Regions from separate parts of the Homo sapiens genome. Here region 1 is linked to region 2. Evidence: chromatin loops called from intact Hi-C (ENCODE). Cell type or tissue: MCF 10A. All regions are shown on one strand. Links, peaks and the distances in the headings refer to the core of each region. The heading gives the core; the rest is flanking DNA.

Evidence for each region. Peaks named below come from ENCODE experiments on the same cell type or tissue, not always from the same donor. Only the 100,000 strongest peaks of a DNase experiment are listed, where the experiment ranks them.
Region 1: it touches region 2 in a loop (26-fold over the local background); 10 of 110 quality-filtered maps call a loop at or near these places.

Annotation. Positions count from the first base shown.
Region 1 is chr3:139,424,918-139,430,301 of GRCh38, forward strand. All of the region lies in intron 3 of COPB2-DT (COPB2 divergent transcript), which reads left to right. Among named protein-coding and RNA genes, the nearest start is that of COPB2-DT, 38 kb to the left of the region's middle. In MCF 10A, for the core only: a CTCF peak has its summit at 2,830 (motif pointing right); a DNase peak (open chromatin) is centred at 2,844.
Region 2 is chr3:139,627,246-139,632,629 of GRCh38, forward strand. NMNAT3 (nicotinamide nucleotide adenylyltransferase 3) reads right to left here. Exons shown (of 7, transcript NM_001401600.1): 4 at 371-519. The coding sequence starts at 479. Among named protein-coding and RNA genes, the nearest start is that of NMNAT3, 48 kb to the right of the region's middle. In MCF 10A, for the core only: no CTCF peak of the experiment used is centred there; a DNase peak (open chromatin) is centred at 1,996.

The sequences.
Region 1 (5,384 bases), core at 150-5,149, 200 kb before region 2:
AATGTATTTTTTTTTTTTTTTTGGTTTTTGTTGTTCCAGGATACTATTCAACATACCACATTGTATTTGATTGTCATTTCTCCCTGTTCTCTGACAGTCTCCAATTGTTCCTGGGTCTTTCTTTGTCTTTTGTATGATCTTGACACCTCCAGAGATCAGTTATTTTATTGTATGTTCCTTATTATGAACCTGCCTAGGGCATTCTCCTGATTGGACTGAACTCTTGCACGAAGAAGCTTTCTGAAAGCTTCCAACTTCTGAAATTCAGAAAGAATTCCTAGAGAAAGGAGGGGTGGGGAAGGAAAGTCAAGCTACTGCTGGTCCTGAAGAGGAGTCTTCTCCTTTTGAGTTTTTAGATATATCCCTGGGGAAAAGACCACAGAAGCACCAAATAGATTTGTGGAGCCCAAGAGCTAAAGGCCCATGTGCCTTTTTCCTGCATAAAGGCCCAGGAGGGCTAGAATTACCCAGAGAGGGATGGAAGTGGCTGTGAGGGGTGTATGAGGGAGTAGAGAAGGCACCATATGTGGCACGGCAGGGCATGGCAGAGTAATTTTTTGTGTGCCAGGGACTGGGCACAGAAGCCACTAAGAAAGCTTGAGAGCTGGGAACAAGGAACATCTCCACAGTGAACTCCCTAACAGATAGCTCAGGGGATCTCTCAGCTAGTGTGGACAGGAAACATCAAGGACATTACATAAGCTCCCCCTCATTCCGCCCCAGAATCTAGATGTAATCAAGAGGACAGAGAGATGCTCCAAATTTGCTTCCCACCTACCAGAATAGGGACTCTGCTCTGTATTAACCTATAAATAAAGTATGTTGCTTGTGCTCTTGAGCTATCATCTGGGATTCATACCTCCTAATAAATGCCACTGAATATTATGAATAAAGGTATATGTGCACAGGAGTGTGTGCATGAGTATGAGTGTGTATGTTTGTTCCAAGCAGAGATAGCAGCATTTTCCAAGGTCTGGAGATAAAATGAGAATGTGCATGTGGAGAACTACAAACCATTCATGGGAAAGTACACAAATGGGCTGTTTTTTCAGGTCGGGTTCCCAATGATACCGTCTTTTTTCTATTACACAGTGACGTGTGTAAGGCACCAAATCATGATGCTAGGAAAAACATCTTGATATGTAATGCCATACCCACCATCTAGGTAATGGTACTGCATATCTTTGGTCCTTCCGCATGTGCCAGAGGGTGTGCTGCCATTAACCATGAAAGGAACCCTTCAGCATGTTTATGAGTGTGGATGAGAGGTATTGCCCCTTTTTCCTCCAGATGGTGAGCAGGTTGAAATGACAGCTCAGCCACTCCACCACTAATAAAACTTCCTGACACTCTGTAGTCCTTTATGGACTATGACTCAGTTCAAATTGCTAGACTTACGGAATGTAGAATTTTAGGCCAAAGAGGTTCTGAGTGGGGCCAATTGCCTAAAGGTACAGATGGTGAGACTGAGGTGTAAAGAGGCAACGATGCCTTGCCTAAGTGTCCTCAGCAGGCCTGTGACTGAGTCTCTGGGGCTCCAGGTCCCCAGCCCAGTGTTTTCTGGCTACTTCACCGTGTTTCATGGCTCTCTGGAGTAGCCTCCTTTCAGGAAAGCACTACCTGCCCCTTTCGCTCACTCAACTTTCAAAACCCAGCTCAAATACCCGCTGAATTGACCTTCCCCATGGTAATTCTTATTTATTTGGCAATTAAATAAGTGTTGTCTAATGCCCTATCTTCTAAGGTTATTCTGTCACCTTAAATATTTTTTTTTCAAAAAAGACTTAAATTTTAAAGTCTTTATTATCTTTATTATCTTATTCAATAAAACTATTAAATTTTTGAGGATAGGCATCATAATTTGTGTGTGTGTGTGTGTGTGTGTGTGTTCCCTCAACAGTACCAAGCACAGTGTCTTTTACTAGTAGGTTGCCTCTAGCAGGTAAATAATAAATATTAGTTGATTTGATACTGCTAGCACAAGTTCATTGCCGTGTGAAATGTGATGCAGAGGCAGTATAAAGTTAATAACATGGACTCAGGAATCAGCAGGCCTGGTTTTGACAAGTTGTGTGACTTTGGAAAAGTTGCTCAAGTTCTGAGCCTCAGTTTTCTCATCAGTGATGTGGGTTAATGACACTAATCTCTTACAGGATTGACAAGAGGATCACATGGGATTATATATACACATTTATATGTATATATAGCTATCTGTATATTACTAGATATAGTTATTATTATAGTAATATAGTAATAATTACTGTATTATATATTATAGTAATAACTATAACTATGTATAGTAATATATAGATATAGCATATGAAACCCACACATATATATGGCCACAGCTATAATCCTTCAGTTGATGGCAGCTATTACTACTATTAACGTCATGAGTTGGAAATCAGGCCAATTAACTCCATCCATTGAGTTCTATAGGCTCAAACTAAATCTTCAACAAATATAGTCATCTCAACACCTGCAGAAGGGTTAGAGAGTCCAGGCAAAATCATGTGGGTAGGCACCCATGCAAATTCTCACCCACTGTTATTCCACCATACTCCCACACTCATAAAACAGTAGCATATAACACGGGTGCCACGTACCATGGTGATGTGTATTTGATACACAAAAATTATGTGAATTATGCATGTGTGTACATATGTGTATGTGCACACATTTGCAGGATAGTACTCTCCAAAAACAAAAACAAAAACAAACAAAACAAAACTCTTCCACCCCAGCCAACTCAAACAAGTAGTCCTCTTGCCCAATAGTTGTTAGCCATATTCTCTCCTTGCATAAATATAACCACTAGGAGGCGCCTTAATCCTTCTCTTTAGCAGCCTTTCTGCTCGTTAACACCAGGGAGTCAGATCTGAAAGTCTTTAAGTGAATCTTTCTCAACCCACTGCAGAGTGTGCAAATCATTTCCTCAGCTGATTCAGATGTATTTTGATGTGCTGGGAAACCTGAACATTCTCTCACGCTGTGGAGATTAATTACCTTGAAATATTCATTGGATTAAATGTATTTAAACATGTACTGTTTAAAGCTCAGTGCTGCAAAATGCCATCCTCAAGATATATATTACGGGCATTAAATAATTAACTTTAGTGTGTGAGAGGAGAGGGGGAGGGAGAGGAAGAGGGAAGGTGGGGGGAGAGGAGAGAGAGAGAGAGAGAGAGAGAGAGAGAGAGAGAGAGAGAGAGAGAGGGAGAGAGAAACACATGCTTATTTAGTGCTAGGCCAGTGGTGAGACTGAGAGCAACCAAATCTAAAGCTTTCCATAAATCAGCTAAATCCTGGCTTCACCTGTTACTAGAACTATGTGACCTTGGGCAAAATACTTCATCTCTCTAAGCCTCCTCTGTAAAATGAGAATGACAGTATCTCAGAAGCATGAATTTTAGATACTAATACAGGGAAAGCACTGGGTATCCTGCTTAAGACATAGTAGCACTCACACAAAGCAAGACTCGGCTTCCTCTTCCTCTTCCTCTTCTTCTTCTCTCCTTTAGACCTAGATACGAGGACTTGATCTTGGCTTTGCCATTCTCCTTCCTTCTCTGTGCCAAAGTGTTGTCGCTCAGCTCTGGGAACAGCAGCAGTCCATGCGTGTGAGGTGTACTGTCTCTAGAGACAAACTACCCAGGCCCATGGCCCAACTCCATCCAGCACGTACCAGCTGTGCGACCCTCAGCGCCTCAGCTCCTTTATCTGCAAAAGGGGATAATAACAGTACCTTGCCCCACAGGGCTGCCGTGAGGGTCTAAGGAGTTACCATACATATAAATTCATGAGAACAGTACCTGCCACATAACCAGTGCTTTCCAGGGGTTGGCTATTATTATTTTAGGTTCAATTCAGTTTTCATGTGTATTCAACTCCTCAAACTGTATTTCTCCTCGTGCACCATCCTACTTGTCTCAGTGTCACGCTTAGTTCTTAAATCTTTCAGCAGCTGTATGCTCTAAGCTTTAGCCTCCCCTCTTTCACTTACCCAAATTTACCTCTTCTTAGGATCCTGGTTTATGGCCTCTGTAGGAATTGAAGCAAACCAACTCATCTTAACATTGTACTAAGAGGCTACAGCTGAATATAAGCTCTAGTGGGGCAGAGGTGCTGTCTGCCTTATCCACTACCTATCCCTAGTACCTAGTAGGTCCCTGAACATAGAAAGTGCTCAATAAATACATTACGTGACTCTCTGGACTTTCAGAAACACAAAATATTCGTTGAAAGTAATGGATTACCTGAGGTCAGGAGTTCGAGACCAGCCTAGCCAACATAATGAAACCCTGTCTCTACTAAAAATACAAAAATTAGCCGGGCGTAGTGGCAGACGCCTGTAATACTAGCTACTCAGGGGGCTGAGGCAGGAGAATTGCTTGAACCTGGGAGGCGGAGGTTGCAGTGAGCGGAGATCACGCCATTGCACTCCAGTCTGGGAGGCAGAGTGAGACTCTGTCTCCAAAAAAAAAAAAAAAGAAAAAGAAAGTAATGTGTTTTGAATGGTGGGATTTCAGGCGTCTTGACAGGCTGCTGGAGGGGAAAACATTGAAGGTAGGGGACTTTCATCTGTGTCCTTCAGACCACAGTGGCTAGGAGACCTTCAACTTTACTTACACATGTGGCTATTTTTTTTTTAACTTTTTCTTTTGAAACAAATTTTGACTTACAGAAAAGGTGCAAAAAATGTACAGTGAGTACTCATATATGCATTGCTTGGCTTCCCTAAATGTTAAAGGAACATCTTAAATAACCATAATACAGTGATCAAAACCATGAAATTAACATGGGTACTATTAGTGATGTTATGAGTGTTATTAATTACTATTAATCAAGCAACAGGCCTAATGTGAATTTCACCAGTTCTTTCATTGATTGGATCTCACATCGCATTCAGTTGCCATGTCTCCTTGGTCTCCTCTAATCTGTGACATTTCCTCAGTCTTTCCAGTCTTTCCTTGTCTTTTGTGACCCTGCCACTTTTAAATAAGGCAAGTCAGTTATATTGCAGAATAACTGTCAATCGGGGTTTGCTTGATGTTTTCTCACTATTGAATTGAGGTTATGCATTTTTGGCAGGCATACAACGGTGATATGACCTCAGTCTATGGATCAGGGAGTACATGATGTCAATAAGTCTTATTACTGGTGATAATTAACCTTGATCATTTGGTGAAGGCAGTATCTGCTGGCTTTCTTCACTGTAAAATTACCATTTTTCTCTTCATAATTAGTGAATATCTTGAAGGACGTATTTGACACTATGCAACTATTTTGTTTCTCCTCAAAATTTCTTATACTAATTTGAGCAGCCATTGGTAGATTTTTGCCTGTAATAATTATTACTGTGGTGTTTGCCTAATGGTGACTTT
Region 2 (5,384 bases), core at 82-5,081:
GTATCAGGAGCTTTCTAAGGCACATGCTACCTATTCATCTGGCTGTGTAGGTAGATGTTGGGAGTACCAGGAAGGATGCCCTGATTGTGGCACAGGTTCTGTAGAGGGCCTGTTGTCGTTCATTGCCAATGTGAGGTGGGCAGGGAGGGGAGACCTTGAGATGTGTTCAGCTCTATGGCAAGGGGTATGACTTGTACATATGTCACAAGACTATAAGCATCAACCCTTTGAATATGATGAAAAAAATATGCCACTAGTTATGCTGTGAATAAATTGAGCTGTTTTAATAATAGTGATGCCAGCAGCCAGAAAAGCCCCATGAAGCCTAACCCACCAGTTCTTCTGTTGGACTCAGGGCCCCCTGACTGACCTGTTTGGTGTAGGTGATCTCTGGCCACCTCAAACATGCGCAGGTGCATGTTGGTGATGGGGTTAAAGGAGCCACAGGCCAGGAGCACCACAGGTATTCGGCTCTTCATCTTGTCAGGCACATCCACACCTGTTGCAGTGGCCACCCTGCTTTTATGGGGACAAAAGCTCATGTCAGGGAGTTAGCACTGAGACAATTATCCAGATCAGTCTCTCTAAACCACACACAGACCATTACTTCTCACTTGTAAGATGACTGAGGAGGCCATTAAAACAACGTTTAAGGAGGGTTGGCCATGGGCCATGAAGTATGCCAAGTGCTATGCCAAGGCGTATCCTTCTCTTGCCAAGTCCTTTTTAACGACCCTGAGTGGTTACTCATACAGCTCAGGGACCTTAGAAGCTACTGGGCCAGGACTGGAACCAAGGCAGCCTGATCCCAGAACCCATGTTCTATTCTGAACCTCTATATCCTCCTTGAGCTCTGACAGATCACCACGGGGTCAGAAGGAGGGCTAGAAGACTCCCGTAGTGCCATCTCTGGTAGTCCTAATAGATCTCACAAGGTCCTAGAGTAGATTAGCACTTTTAAAACACTTTTTATTTTGAAACAATTTCAGACTTATTGGAAAAAAGTTACAAAATTTATACAAAATGTTTTATACTCTTTATCCAGATTCCCCAATGTTAACATTTTACCACACTTGCTTTATCACTCTCTTTCCACACACATACATACCTGTTTATAAATATTTTTTCTGAAATGTTTGAGAGTAAGTCATAGACATAAAATCTCTTTACTTCTAAATACTTCAGTATGTGTTTTCTCAGAATGAATACACTTTGTTACATAACTGCAGAACAATGATTAAAATCAGGAAACCAACATTGTTACTGGACTATTATCTAATGTGCAGACTGTATTCTGATCTCACCTATTGTCCTTTATCTGGGGCCCAAGCATTTTGAGAGGGTGCAGCCCACCCTCTGGTCTCACCCTGTTGAGGTTAAAGGTGAGAAGGAAACAGCCCAGGCTCCAGGGCAGGCTGGCAGACACGGCTCTCTTGCCTCTGAGATGCTGCCTCCTCGAGGTGGGACTTGGTTGACCCCTAGTTCTACCTCTCACTGGCTGTGAGGCCTAGGGCAAATCACAGACCCTCTCTGAGCCTCAGGTTTCTAACCTGCAAGATGGGGATAATGTTACTTACTCTTACAAGGTTATAGTGAGGATAGTTACATATGGAAAGTGCCTGATACGTAAGAAGCATTTAATAAATAATCACTGTGGCTGTGGTGATGATGATGACAATGGTGAGAAAGGTGCTGCTACTGCTGACCCTAATGGAGCAGGAGGAGAAAGGAGATGGTGGTGTGTCTGTGGTAGGCAGTGTTTAAGATGGCTCCCAATGATCCTTTTAGTATTCACTGGTAATCTCATCCCTTAAGTATAGGCTGAAACTTGCTTACAACAAACAGAATACAGCAGTAGTGGTTACCACTTCTGAGATAAGGTTACCAAAGGCCCCTGGCTTCCCTCTTGCTCACCTCTTTTGCTTTCTTACTTGCTCACCCTGATGCAGCCAGCAGGCAGGTTGTGAGCTGCCCCGTGGAGATGCCCATGGGCCCAGGAAGTGAGAGAGACCTCTGGTGGCCAACAGCCAGTGAGGAACTGGATCTGCCAAAAACTATGTGCATGAGTGTGGGTGTGATCTTTCCCCAGTCAAGTTTTCAGATGTGATTGCAGCCCTGCGAACACTGACTGAAGCTTTATAAGATAGGCTTTATAAGTTAAATTATATCTGAATTCACGACCCACAGAAACTGTGAGATAATAAATAAAAATAATAAATAAATGTGTTATCTTAAGCTGCTACATTTTGATGTAATTGGTTATGCAGTAATAGATAATACAGAAACCAATGGGAGGAATGCATTTATTGCCTTTATTATTCATCTTGCTGTGATGGTCTTAGCTGTAATCCTGCAGTTCTGGGGGCAACATGTAGAGTGCTCAGTCACAGGAACCTGGGACCCTGCTTATATCAAAGGAAACTGTTTCAATTTGGCCCATGTTATCTCCTTCTCCAGGCTTTCATCCAGTTTCCTACTTTATATTCTAGCAACAATGAACTACCTATTAGGACTTCTTTGTGAGATCTTCATGGCTTCCTGCTTCAACCTTCTGTACAGGCTATTTTGGTTTCCTCCAACCAGAAAACCCCCCGGCACATCCCAATATGTTAAGATCCAATTCATATGATCACATTATTTATTACTTCATCACTATTTATCAATTACCTGCTAGGTACCTATATCAGTTAGGGATATATTAGCTGCAAATACCAGAAGCCTAACCTCAGTGGTCTAAACAAAGAGAGGTTCATTTGTTTCTAACATGACAAAAAGTCTGGAAGTAGGCACCTAATGACATGAAATCATGGGCTCAACAATGACCTACAATTCTTTCAGTTTCTGTCTCATGGTCACATCATAACCTCAATAAAGGCAAGAAGGAGGAGCAAGAAGCTGTACTAGATTGGCTATTCCTCTTAATCAAGAACACAAGAGCTTTTTTAGAACCTCCTGTAGATTTTGCTTCTGTCTCATTGGCCAGAACTAGGTTACATGGCCACTGTAGCTACAACAGAGGCCAGAAAAGGCATCTATTTAGCTTGACAGCCTCTCCAGTGAGAACAGTAAGGGAAAGGGGATTGGAAACTGGATTAACTAATTCACTGTGGCTGCCACAGAGTTGGGGATACAAGTGTCTGGGACTTGGGAGGGTGGAAGGCTGCTGAGATGGCTTCTTTGACATCTAGCTTAGGTTAACTCATCTCTGACTTACCTTTAATAAACCACAAGCGACATTTTATTGAAAAAGCCTGCTTATGTGTCTTTCCTATCCACTGGACAGTAAACCCTTTAGGAAGGGAAGTGGTGTTTTCTCCTTCTTGGGATTTCAGCTCGAAGCACAGAGCCTGGCCCAGAGTAGGGATCAGTGAAGACTGAAACAGGGCACTGGCAGGCTGGAGGGCATGTACTCTGAGCTACAGTGTGAAGATGAAAAGCTCTCAGCCTAGGCGGGCCGTGGTCTCTCCATACTTCCTTTGAGGCAGCAGGAATACCCCCAACTGTGTGGGAAGAAAGCAGTCAACAAGCTGCTGCTAGCTTTTTCCCAGGGAGGTTGGATGGTTTAATGAGATATTTGCAAAGTGTGCCAAGCTATTCACAAGAGCAGCCTCGTGATGACTGTATCTGAAAAGGTGGCTGTTTTTTTTTTACAACTGTTATGAAGTCTTTCAAAATCCTGTTTCATTTTGACAAAATATACATTGTTAGCACCATTAAAATATGTAACAGCATCTCAGGTAACCTGGGGCTCTCATCCATTTTTCCAAAAGTTCCCAGAAACTATAAATTAGAACAATTTGTTTGAATGGTGGCATCAACAGCAATGAAGTGTGATGCTGAGAAGGAGAATAAATGACCTTTAATAAGTGCCTCTCTTTCTTTTTTTGCTGTGGGCATACTGAGCCACACTGTTCTAGTGGTGACTGTGCTATGTCTGGGCCATATCGCAGGCTGAAGGACACAGGAGTGCACATTCCCAGGATCAGTAACAGGGTCAGTGCACCTGTACCATGTGTACACTCAAATTTGCTTCAACTAAGTACCCTCCCAAGCCAAACCCAGCGAAATACAGTGATAGGGCTAAAATGGAATCACTCCAGGGATCCACCAGGACAATAAACTGGCTCTAATTTGAGTGCAAATCTCATCAGACACAAGGCAAGATGCATGCTATAAAAGTGTCCCATCTGCCCTTATCATCTAATAATATCTAGTGAGACGGAGCAAGTGAGGGAGACTTCTGCTATTGGGGAAGGCTTCTCATCAATAAGCATTTAATGGAGGCCAGAGAGTGATAATTGCAGCTGAAGGATTTAACAAGTTGAGAATGTGGTGTACAGGCTTGTTGGAATTTATCATTAAACTGGAGACAAGGCAAACAGGTTCTACCTTTGGCTCCCGCCCCCTCCCCAGCTTACTGCCTCCCACTCCATAGTCATCTAGACAGCATTTCATCCCACTCCTCAAGCACAACATGCTGCTTCTGCAAAAGCAGTCATGACCACCTGAAACGCCATCCTGATGATCTGCCTTCAAGGTTTTCTCCCTGGAATATTTACCTCCCCCCTACTGCCCTCACCACCATGCTAACTCTGTACTTGTTACATATTTTATCACCTTTTTGTTTCTTCACCAGAGAACTGTCATTTTTTTAATGCATGTTGCTCTTCTCCAAGTGGAAGATAATATCTTAGAGGTTTTTTATTTTTTATTTGTTTTTTTAAGAGACAGGGTCCCACTTTGTTGTCCAGTTTGGAGTGCAGTGGCATAATCATAGCTCACTGCAGCCTCAGACTCCTGGGCTCAAGTGATTAGAGAGTGGTTTTTAAATTCATCTTGGTCCTTTCAACTCCTAGCACTGTGCCTGGCACCAATAGGTACTCAGGAAATGTGTGTGGAAAGAACAACAGAGTCAGTGTCTATCCCTGACCAAGTATTTTTGTCAGATGTCTACCTCCTCTCTTTGGTTCTGTCCCAGTCAATGGAATGAGCCTTCCAGAGATATAAAGTGAACTTTCTGGCTCCCTGAAGGCACACAAGATCCCTCCCCAAAGCCCCACTTCACCCGACTCAATCTGAAACTTAAAAAAGACATCCTTGCCTATTGGGCCCTCTTTACCACCATGATCCTGTCAACAGGGATATGCTGGCCTCCTGCACATTGACACCAAGGTCATCCCTCTGCCCTACAGAACTGGAGGTTGATGGCTGTCCATTTGCCAAGACAGTCCAGACAATTCCTTCCAGATTTTACTGCCTAGACATTGCTCACTGCACTGGTTTTCAGAGTCCGTCCAGTTTCTCTACAACAGCCTGGTCTCTGGCACTGCCCTGACTGCCATCTACTCAGTGGACAACTGCTTATTAAGCATCTACTAGTGGCC